Regions from separate parts of the Homo sapiens genome. Here region 1 is linked to region 2. The links are chromatin loops, found by intact Hi-C in ENCODE. Cell type or tissue: OCI-LY7. All regions are shown on one strand. Region 1 overlaps NIPAL1 (NIPA like domain containing 1). Region 2 overlaps TXK (TXK tyrosine kinase).

The links. Peaks named below come from ENCODE experiments on the same cell type or tissue, not always from the same donor. Only the 100,000 strongest peaks of a DNase experiment are listed, where the experiment ranks them.
Region 1: it touches region 2 in a loop (5-fold over the local background); 26 of 110 quality-filtered maps call a loop at or near these places.

What each region holds. Positions count from the first base shown.
Region 1 is chr4:48,031,436-48,036,435 of GRCh38, reverse strand. It overlaps NIPAL1 (NIPA like domain containing 1), which reads right to left. Exons shown (of 6, transcript NM_207330.3): 4 at 3,353-3,443; 5 at 1,395-1,555; 6 at 1-874. The coding sequence ends at 264. Among named protein-coding and RNA genes, the nearest start is that of NIPAL1, 17 kb to the right of the region's middle. In OCI-LY7, CTCF peaks have their summits at 2,229 and 2,438 (motif pointing left); a DNase peak (open chromatin) is centred at 2,405; H3K4me3 peaks cover 346 bases; H3K27ac peaks cover 1,298 bases.
Region 2 is chr4:48,084,474-48,089,473 of GRCh38, reverse strand. It overlaps TXK (TXK tyrosine kinase), which reads left to right. Exons shown (of 15, transcript NM_003328.3): 10 at 2,837-3,008. Among named protein-coding and RNA genes, the nearest start is that of TXK, 47 kb to the left of the region's middle. In OCI-LY7, CTCF peaks have their summits at 2,173 (motif pointing right) and 4,146; a DNase peak (open chromatin) is centred at 2,163.

The sequences.
Region 1 (5,000 bases), 53 kb after region 2:
AAGGAGATTATTCTGAGACACACATAGCTCTTTGACTTCTTTGATCCTTAGAGAGTATTTCAAAGTTTGTAGAGATTCTGGAGGATAATCAATTTGATTTTCAAATTCAATGGCCAAAAAAATGGCATTTTTACTTGGCCTCACATCTAAATTAGTTAGAACTGCAAAAATGCTAACTTTCCTAGCAGTTCTTCCAAGAAGCAAGCATTCATTTTCCTCTTCGTGTGTCTCATATTGGTTAAAACTCAGTGTTTCTAGAGACTTCAGTCATCAGTTCTACTAAACAAGGTAACGTCATCATTGTATCCTGGGGCTGAACACTCCAAGTTCTCTAGTAAAACATAATTGTTTTCATTGACATTCAGAGAGACGGCTTCTTTCTTAGCAGTGGATGTAAGCTCACTCCAAGTAATGTCAGTATTTTTAAAAGCATGTAGAAGGAAGATGCCAATGATAATAGTGAAGAATCCACTCAGGGTCCCAATGATATCTCCAGCTGTCATGCCATACCACTCTTGGAATAAGATGGCAGAGCAAGTCACTACCATGGATGTGAAGAATACATAATAAATGGGTGTCACAAGAGAGGTATTAAAGGTGTCCAGTGCCTTGTTGAGATAGTTAATCTGTGTAGTTACTGAAAGCACAAGTACAGCCAGCAAAACAAAGACCAGCGGATGTTTGTAAACTGGCTTCCATTCTATCAGCTCCTTAATGGCAATTCCCAGGCCTTTCACAGAAGAAACTGAAAACGCTCCAATCAAGGAACAGATTGAAATATAAACCAATATATTGGTCTGTCCTTTCTTGGGAGCCACAATCAAAATCAGCACCAAGGAGATCACAGTTATGATCACAGCAAAGGAAATAAACCCTGTTAGAAGGAGAAAAGAATTTGACTTTAGAAAATGCTCACAGGATTATACCTTTCTGAAATCTTGTTAGTCATGAGTTTAAGAGCATAGGTATTTTAGAAATAGAAGTGAGATCAAATTAAAAACAACATTCTATTGCATAGTTCTCAATATTTTACAAAGGATTTTCACAAACATATCATTTAAATCTCACCAATACCACTATGAGCTAGGGCGAATATTATCAGATTAACTTTTTATTTTCAGAGGAAGAGAGTGGCAAAGATTTGATTTTGAATATATGTCTTTTGCCTCTACCATCCCCACCTCTCCCTTTCATTGTGTAACAGGGGAAGCATGAACACAAAAATAAGTTCTGCCATCTTTTCAGGAGAAATAATAATCAAACCTCACTGTGTCTCACAACCCACAATGCGGCCCACAATGTAGAAAGCTTATTACAATATTATTACAGATACTATTTGGTGAGGAGAGAAAGTGGAGCAGAATTTGAGTGGTTCTTTAGGTTGAATCACAGACCTGGGTCTCTCAATTTCATTTCCATTTCATGCAAAGATGTGACTTCCTCTTCTTGTGGGGCATGGATAACCATCACAGTTGACCCCAATATACTTAATATGCAGCCTATTTTCCCATGAATGTTCAAGTGCTCGTTTAAAAAGTAGGAAGATAATATTGCACTGTTGGGAGAGAAAAAATTAAAAATCACTATAGCTCAATTACCTTTTGATCCCATGGCAGCTCAGAAGTCACACTGTGGTACATGCCACCATGTATCCCAATGAGCTGACTGGAATATGCTATATGACACTGAAACCCTAGATTGGTTTGAAACTCAGAACTGATGGGCAATCAAATATGCTTCACTGTTTTTATATCTAAAGAGCTATAATATTCTATATCCCATAATCTTCCAGTGATCTTACAAGAGGTTCTACTCAAGTCATTTTCAATTTACCCATCTTTTCCTGTAAAGCCAAACAAAATAGAAAATCTTTTATATCTTACTGGCATGATACATTTAGAATATGTATGCCCATGGATGTTTCCAAGAAAGATACATTCCTAAAGAAAAATTACTCTGCTCAGGGCTAATAATCAGCTAGTTCACACCACTACAATCAAACGGACCAGGGGTATCCAATCTTTTGGCTTCCCTAGGCCACACTGGAAGAATTGTCTTGGGCAACACATAATATACAGTAACAGTAATGGTAGCTAATGAGCTAAAGAAAAAAAAATCACAAAAAAAACTCATAATATTTTAAGACAGTTTACAAATTTATGTTGGGCCACATTCCAAGCCGTCCTGGGCCACATGCAGCCCATGGGCCATGGGTTGGAGAAGCTTGATACAGACTTTCAAAATATCAAAATACTTCCTTACCACCTGTTACTGCTCTGATACTTAGACCTATCCAGTACTGCTAATGCTTCAGTTGCTGTGGTTTCTGCAAGCCAGCCTCCTTCCTCTAATGCTCTGGCATCCCCATGAAGGCAATTAAGTACCCATCTGTCCTCAAGATTATGATAAATTACCAGGTACTTTCCTAGAGTTGCCCTCATGTGGCCACCTTTAGGACTGCAGCCTTAGTGAAGATACTACTATTACTACTACTACTACTAGCTATTCATTGCATAGACAAGTGTTTGAAGTGCTTTATGTGTATTAACTCACTTAATTTTCATAACAATCCTATACAGAAGCTAAAAAGAATTTAGTAGGCTCAATCATAGGTTTTATACTAGAGGTTGGTAATGAATAGAAAACAAAAAGACAAGAAAAGAACAGACAAAAATGTATATGCTTATCAAACACATTCATTTGGGATCATAATAAACTCAGAAAAATTAGATCCACATTCCATGAAATAGGAAAATTATTCCTGTTTCCACTATCAAAACTACAGGGTCTCCAAACAGAAGTATCCAGCAAACAATGCAAGAATTGTAGTGAGAGTTAAAATTTAACCAAAACACCATGCTTGTAAAAGTCCTCTGATAACTATGGTCATTAACCACTATGATGAGGAAAATAATTGACAGGACTCTGGCAATTTGTTCTGATGAGAGATTTAAAAAATCTTCTATGCTTCATTGCAGTGTTACAAATGTAAAACACATTTATGTTAGTAGGAAATCAAACTCACTGTGTCTTAGGTTTTTAAAATAATAATGTGACAGTCTATTTCCTATTTCTACTGTTATTTTATAGTCTTCTCAAGTTATTTTTGTGATTTCAGGCAAGAAAAAGTATTGTTCTCACTTTATGAATGAGTAAACTGAGCCTGAGTGACTTGACCAAAGCTTCCCAGGAGCCTCAGAAATAATTTGGGTTCATCTAGACTTTTAGAGCCCAGGTTGGTCTAGATTTGTGTGTTTGCTTTTAGATATCCATAGCCATATGTTTATTATGGTTTAAGTTTATCTTGGTCTTAAAATACCTACAGAAGCCAAGTTCCCTGTTGCTCACATACCTTATGAGAACACTCAAAGCACCCAGAGGGGTGACCAAGGTGGCAGGTGCAAAAGCATAAGCAGCAAAATTTGCAGCCTCTCCTGCTCCCACTAGAAAGCAAGCAGAGATATTGATATAAAAAATGGGCTTACTTGTCAGAAGAGAAAAACAAATGACTCATGCAAAGCAGTGGACTTTTAACCCAAATACATGGGAAGATCTAGCTAAAAAGAATGATGTAACATGTTTTATAGCAGGTAGGAGATAATTAATATTAAGAGATGCAGACAAACTGTAATACCAGGTGATAAACTCAAAAGATGCAAAAAATGGTGACAGATGAGTACTCATTTTAAATGGCTTTCAATAGAAATTTTTAGCTACTTCAATATTGAAGACATATTTGGTGACTCTAATGAAATCTAGTAGAGGTAGCTTTGTAGTAAGCAGAGAATTATTTCACTTGCTCAAGAATACCTACAGCTTTGTAGGTTACCCACAGAAACCAAAACCAGCTTGGAAAATTAGAATGGTTAAATCTGGTGTGTAGGTAGGGAATAGCCAGAAATACCTGCCATAGGCCCATGAAGTTAGATATCCCTCTATTGTAAGTGATCTATAAGCAAGTAACAGTATCTCAGTAGCTTAACGAGATCCAGGCAGCTGTTTTAAAGTCATGATATGCTCCTGAATGTAATCTTTTTCTTATCTGAGGAACTCTAGACTTGCATGATATAGTGTGCTATAAATAACTTCTAGAGTGAGAGAAATCCCTTCAAGAGCTGGGCTCTGGTACTGGGGCCAAGTTATTCTCACAGAACACAGTGGGAAACTTGCCCACAGAATGTAGTATTTCATGCTGGCAACTACACCAGGCAAATGCTTATTGTAGAGAGAGAAAGGAACACCAGCATGATTTTTTTCTTTTTCCCTTTGTCTGGCTGCTACGCTACATCCCCCCAAATCTATAGGAGTATTCACCATTAGGAAAACATCATTAAACAAATCTAAATTTACAGAACAGAATAATTAAGACATTGCTATCATCGAAAGAATCACGGCAAGGCCGGGCATGGTGACTCATGACTGTAATCCCAGCACTTTGGGAGGCAGAGGGGAGAAGATCACTTGAGGTCAGGCGTTCGAGATCAGCCTGGCCAACATGGTGAAACCCTATCTCTACTAAAAATACAAAAACTAACCGGGTGTGGTGGCAAGCGTTTTTAATCCCAGCTACTCTGGAGGCTGAGGCAGGAGAATCGTTTGAATCTGGGAGGCGGAGGTTGCAGTGAACCGAGATCACGCCACTGCACTCCAGCCTGGACGACAAGAGCGAGACTCTGTCTAAAAAAAACCGTGGCAGTTTTCTTGGAATATTAAGGTTTCCTTGGATACTTTATATTATTTATATTTTTATCTTTATAGATAGCTTTCCAGGAAAACAACGACTTCATGATTAAAGTACTGTATATATATCACTTACTTAATCTCTAATGTATGCTTTTCTCTCTTCAATACTGACATAAACTTTTTTACACGGTGAAAACAAAATTGCAAATGTAGTCACATAATACTCTCCTCATATTTTCATTATAAAGTATGGGTAGAGGGTGGGGAGATGCAAGTAAGACAGAAAAAGAGAAAGATCCAAATACCTATCTGGAATC
Region 2 (5,000 bases):
GGTTACAGTGAGCTGAGGTCATGCCACTGCACTCCAGCCTGGGCAGCAGAGTGAGACTCTGTCTCAAAAAAAAAGGAAAAAAAAAAAAGAATCTAGTTCCCTATTGATTCTTTGAACTCTCAGCACTTCCGAAATGTCTATCTAGAAACATTTCTTCTCAAAGTTTACATCACCCTTCTGAGATGTTTAAATATGTGCATCTCATAAGGACAATTTAAACTTTGGGGAGAAATGCTTCCGTTTGACTTCAGATTTCACTGTTACATTACCAGGAGCCTTAATCTTCACCCTTTTGATAAATTACAATTCTTTTTATTTGGATGTTTGGGTTGTTGTTCTTTGGTTTCAAGGGTGCCTGGGAAATGATTCCTCTCCAAGAGAAGCTACTAAAAAGAGCTGCTGAAAGTATCGTCTTCATCTTTTTTTTTGTTTCTAATAGAACATGCACAAAGTTCAATTTGAACCACTTTCTAGCAAATGTGGTATTTGTAAATCTGTGAGAATACGTAAGTGCCAGGGAATCCTATTTTCTAATTTGGTGACATTTTATTCCTTTAAACTTCTCTCAATAGTGGGATTCAGAATGTACTGAAAAAATTAATAACACAATATATTGGGAAAAAAGTAACTGGGACTCAGGATCTCATTAAGTTAAGTGGGATGGAAGCAAGATTTCTGGCTATTATTGGTGCCTGTATTATTCCTCTGGCCCACAGATAGTATATATAATACAAAGTTCTACCATTAACAATTTACTTAAGTTAAACATGATTCTTTTTAATTTCTTAAAAATAAACTTAAAAAATTTAAAAACAAATAGAATAGTGTACAACTCATAAGTCTATAGATTGATTTGTTTTGCCTGGTTTGATTACGTTATATAAACAGAATCGGACGCTGCAGTTTTTTGTGTCTGGCTTCCTCCTCACCTCATTACATCTGTGAGTTTCATCCATGGTCCTGGGTGGGGTTGGTTTATTTTCACTGTGGTGCAGTGCTACACTGCATGACATACCACAACTGATTTAGCCATGCTTCTTGTAGATGGCCATTCGGGTTGTTACCAATTTTTGGCTCTTACAAATAATATTGTTAAGAACATTTTTGTGTGTGTTTTGATGAAGTTAAGTGCACATTTACATTCCAGCATATGTTGGATATGTGCTTAAGTGTACACCTGCTGGGTCATAGGCTATGCATATGTTTAGATGTAGTAGATACAGTCAGTTTTCTAAAGAGCTTATACCAAATTACACTCCCATCAACAATATGTAAGTTCTAGCGGCTCCATACCTTTGCCCTTGCCAATATTTTATTCTAGGTTTTTTTTTACATGTTAGCCAATCTGGTGTGTCGTAGTATCTCATTATGGTCTAAATTTACATTTCCCTGATGACTAATTATTTTTATCAATTTGGCTTAGTGGCCATTTGGATATTCTCTTCATAAGAGAATACTCCATTCACATTTTTTACCCTTAAAAAAGTTAGGGTATATGTCTTCTCTAGTTGATTTATTTATATTCAGAATAAGAATTCTATGTTGGTTGTATATTTTAGAAATATCTTCTGTGGCTTAACTTTTTACTTTCTTAATGGGGGTATTTTTGATGAACAGAAGTTTTATGAAGTATAATTTATCAATATTTTTCTTTGTGGTTATATTCTGTTGAATAAATTTATGCCAATTCCAAGGCCATGAATATATCCTCCCATGTTACTTTTAAAACATACCTATGAGGCCGGGTGTGGTGGCTCATGCCTATAATCCCAGCACTTTGGGAGACTGAGGTGGGCAGATCGCCTGAGCTCAGGAGTTTGAGACCAGGCTAGGCAACATGGTGAAACCTTGTCTCTACTGAAAATACAAAAAATTATCAAGGCGTGATGGCGTGCCTGTAATCCCAGCTACTTGGGAGGCTGAGGCAGGAAAATCACTTGAACCTAAGAGGTGGAGCTTGTAGTCAGCTGAGATCGTGCCACTGCACTCCAGCCTGGGTGAGAGAGTGAGACCCTTCCTCCAAAAAAAAAAATAATAATAATAATAAAATAAAACATACCTTCTATAGGGAGGGGGAATACTTTGCATAGCTGGTAGAAGGGACTATCAGATTTTACAATTCTTTTAAATGCATTATTCAAAAGTTCCAGCAGATGGTGGTATTGCTGTATTAAAAGGAGACACTAAACCATTAAGTTTGGTACAGTTTTCAAGAGGGTTATTTTAAAAACAGTTTATTTTTTCCTGATTTGCTTCTATAAAATGAGAAATATACAGTAAAAATTTCACTTCAGCTATACTCTTAGATATATGTGGGTTAGATTTCTAACACTGAATTTGTTTATTAGATGATTTCATTGGACTTTTCCCTAAGAAGAAAAAGTATCAAGGGAGAAAAGCCCTTTAGGAATGGAGTGAGAAGACCAACAGGAAGAACTGAAATCACAGTTTTATTTGCCTTACAAGTTTACTCACCAGGAAAAAAAAACCAGACTGGGAACATAAATATTTTGGGTCCCAGGTCTAGTTTTGGTAGGTTTAGTTTAGAAAGGCACAGAAGTGTGTTCGCTGTTGTCTTTGGGAGCAGAGAGTGCATTTTGTTATCCTTAATTTGTTATACAAACATCACCAAATAAATAAAGTTTGTGTTTTGAAACTTGAGTCCTTGAATTACGTTTAAGCCACAGTGAGAGTATTAAAATGGCTTCATATCCTCTCCACTTTATACATTTTTTAACCTCTCTGTCAAATAATAGATACTTCCTAAACATTTTCCAGCCCTAATATTTTAACAGTCTTTCTTTCTACTTGTAACATGGATGTTTTACTTTTTCAGAAAAGTGGGAGATAGATCCATCTGAGTTGGCTTTTATAAAGGAGATTGGAAGCGGTCAGTTTGGAGTGGTCCATTTAGGTGAATGGCGGTCACATATCCAGGTAGCTATCAAGGCCATCAATGAAGGCTCCATGTCTGAAGAGGATTTCATTGAAGAGGCCAAAGTGATGATGTACGTATAAACAACACCCTGATAAATATCATACCATGCCCTGGTGTCATGGAAACAACATGAGCTTTGGAGGCAGCCACACCTGGATTTGTGTCACAACTTTGCTCAAGCTCATTGTGTAACCCAGGCACATTATTTGACCACTGTGTGACCTGGGTGAATTATTTCACCTTTCCAAGCCTCAATGTCTTCATCTATAAAATGGGATGAAAGTACCTACCTCACTGGATCAATGTGTGAATTAAATAAGAGAATTTATGTAAGTGATGAGACAGGAGAATTCCCTTGACACCTTTGCAGAATGCCTTGTGAAGAGGGTGGCTCATTTACTCAGCCGCTGTGTGCTCAAATCCCTTACGGGAGGAGGAGCATGCAGGTGAGCCAGGGTGAGTGCTTTTGGGCTCTGGCCCCACGACAGTGTCTAGAGGTGTTACAATGCTCTTTTAGCTTTTCTGTCTGCAGATGGCTAAGTGTTAACCACCTCAGTGGAAAGTCAGGGTGACAGCCTTTTGCATCCTGCCCTCTTGATACCTGGGTCCTTGTATGGCATCCAGGAAGAATCAGGTCACACGGACTTGAAGGATGGTGAATGCAGAGATTTTATTGAGTGATGGAGATGGCTCTCAGCGGGATGCATGGGGAGCTGGAAATGGGATGGAGTGGGAAGATGATCTTCCCTGGGAGTTTGACCATCCTGCAGCCGATCTCGTCTCTGACTGCCCCCAGCAGAACTCCTCTCAATGTTTAGACACTCCTCCTCTTCTCTTCTTCTCTGCTGCACTGCTCTGTCACCTGCCAATGGAGCTTGGGGTTTATATGGGCACAGTACAGGGGTGTGGCAGGCTAGAGCAGTCTTGGAAAGGGCAGCATCTGGGCACAAAAATAAAAATGCCTGTTCCCATTTAGGGCAGCAGGTTTCCAGGCTTGAAGGTGGGGATTTTGCTGGGGAACTGCCCGCTTCTACCTAGTATTTCCCTGCCTCCTGTTGGTATCAGTGACAAGCAAGTGTGTTCTTTTCAGCTCAATAATAGGTGCTTTACAAGTACTCTTTTTTTTTTCCTTTTCCCAGAAGCAGAAATGATGGTTATGTCTTAGTAGTGATACACTACTCATCTCTTGAAAGGGCATCCTCCGGTGGCCAAAAAGAGTTAATGGTTTTTTAAGGATAAAAAAGTATTTGCTTTCAGAGGACATAAGGGTCCAGAGCTTTAAAAGAAGTGGCTCTTTGTAGACCATTGGACACAACTCTTCTGTGATTTCCCGGGACAGCATTTTGACTCAGTTGAACCCATTTCTGTGGCTCATTAACTTTAACAACCTGAGCAGGACCAGGACAGGCCAATAATTTGACCATAGTTCAAATTAACATTCTTTAAATATTTGTTCAACATTTATTTAGAGGAACAGCAATGCTGTGAAGAAGAAAAACTCCAGATGACATTATTTAGATTCTGCTCTGTTTTCCAGAGAAATTTAGTTCTGACCCGCACTTGCAGACTCCAACTAGAAAAACAAACAAACAAGCAAACAACAATCAGAGGTGATTAACTGGACCCATTCTCGATTAACTGGACCCATTCTCGATTAACTGGACCCATTCTCGATTAACTGGACCCATTCTCGATTAACTGGACCCATTCTCTTTCGAAGGCAGAGCAAGTATATCCCTTGGGGCTCTCAACCCATACCCTGAGGGTCCTATCAAAATATCCTTTCCATTCACTTACAATAGAACGAATTCCAAGGGAAGTTGTTACAAACACAATTTCCCAGTGACACCAGCTTCCCAATGATGTTTTTGGGTCCCTAGGTGCCCCAGGCACCTATCTCTATCTGCCTTTGCTTCCTGTAGATATCTGCATCCTACCGTGGTTTTTCTATACCTAAAGGACAAAAATTGTATTCCTGTGTTGGATTAAATAGGCATAATAAAAAAAGAATGAATGGGAGACAAGTTATTCAGGGAGAGTTAAAAACATGTTTGACTGTCTA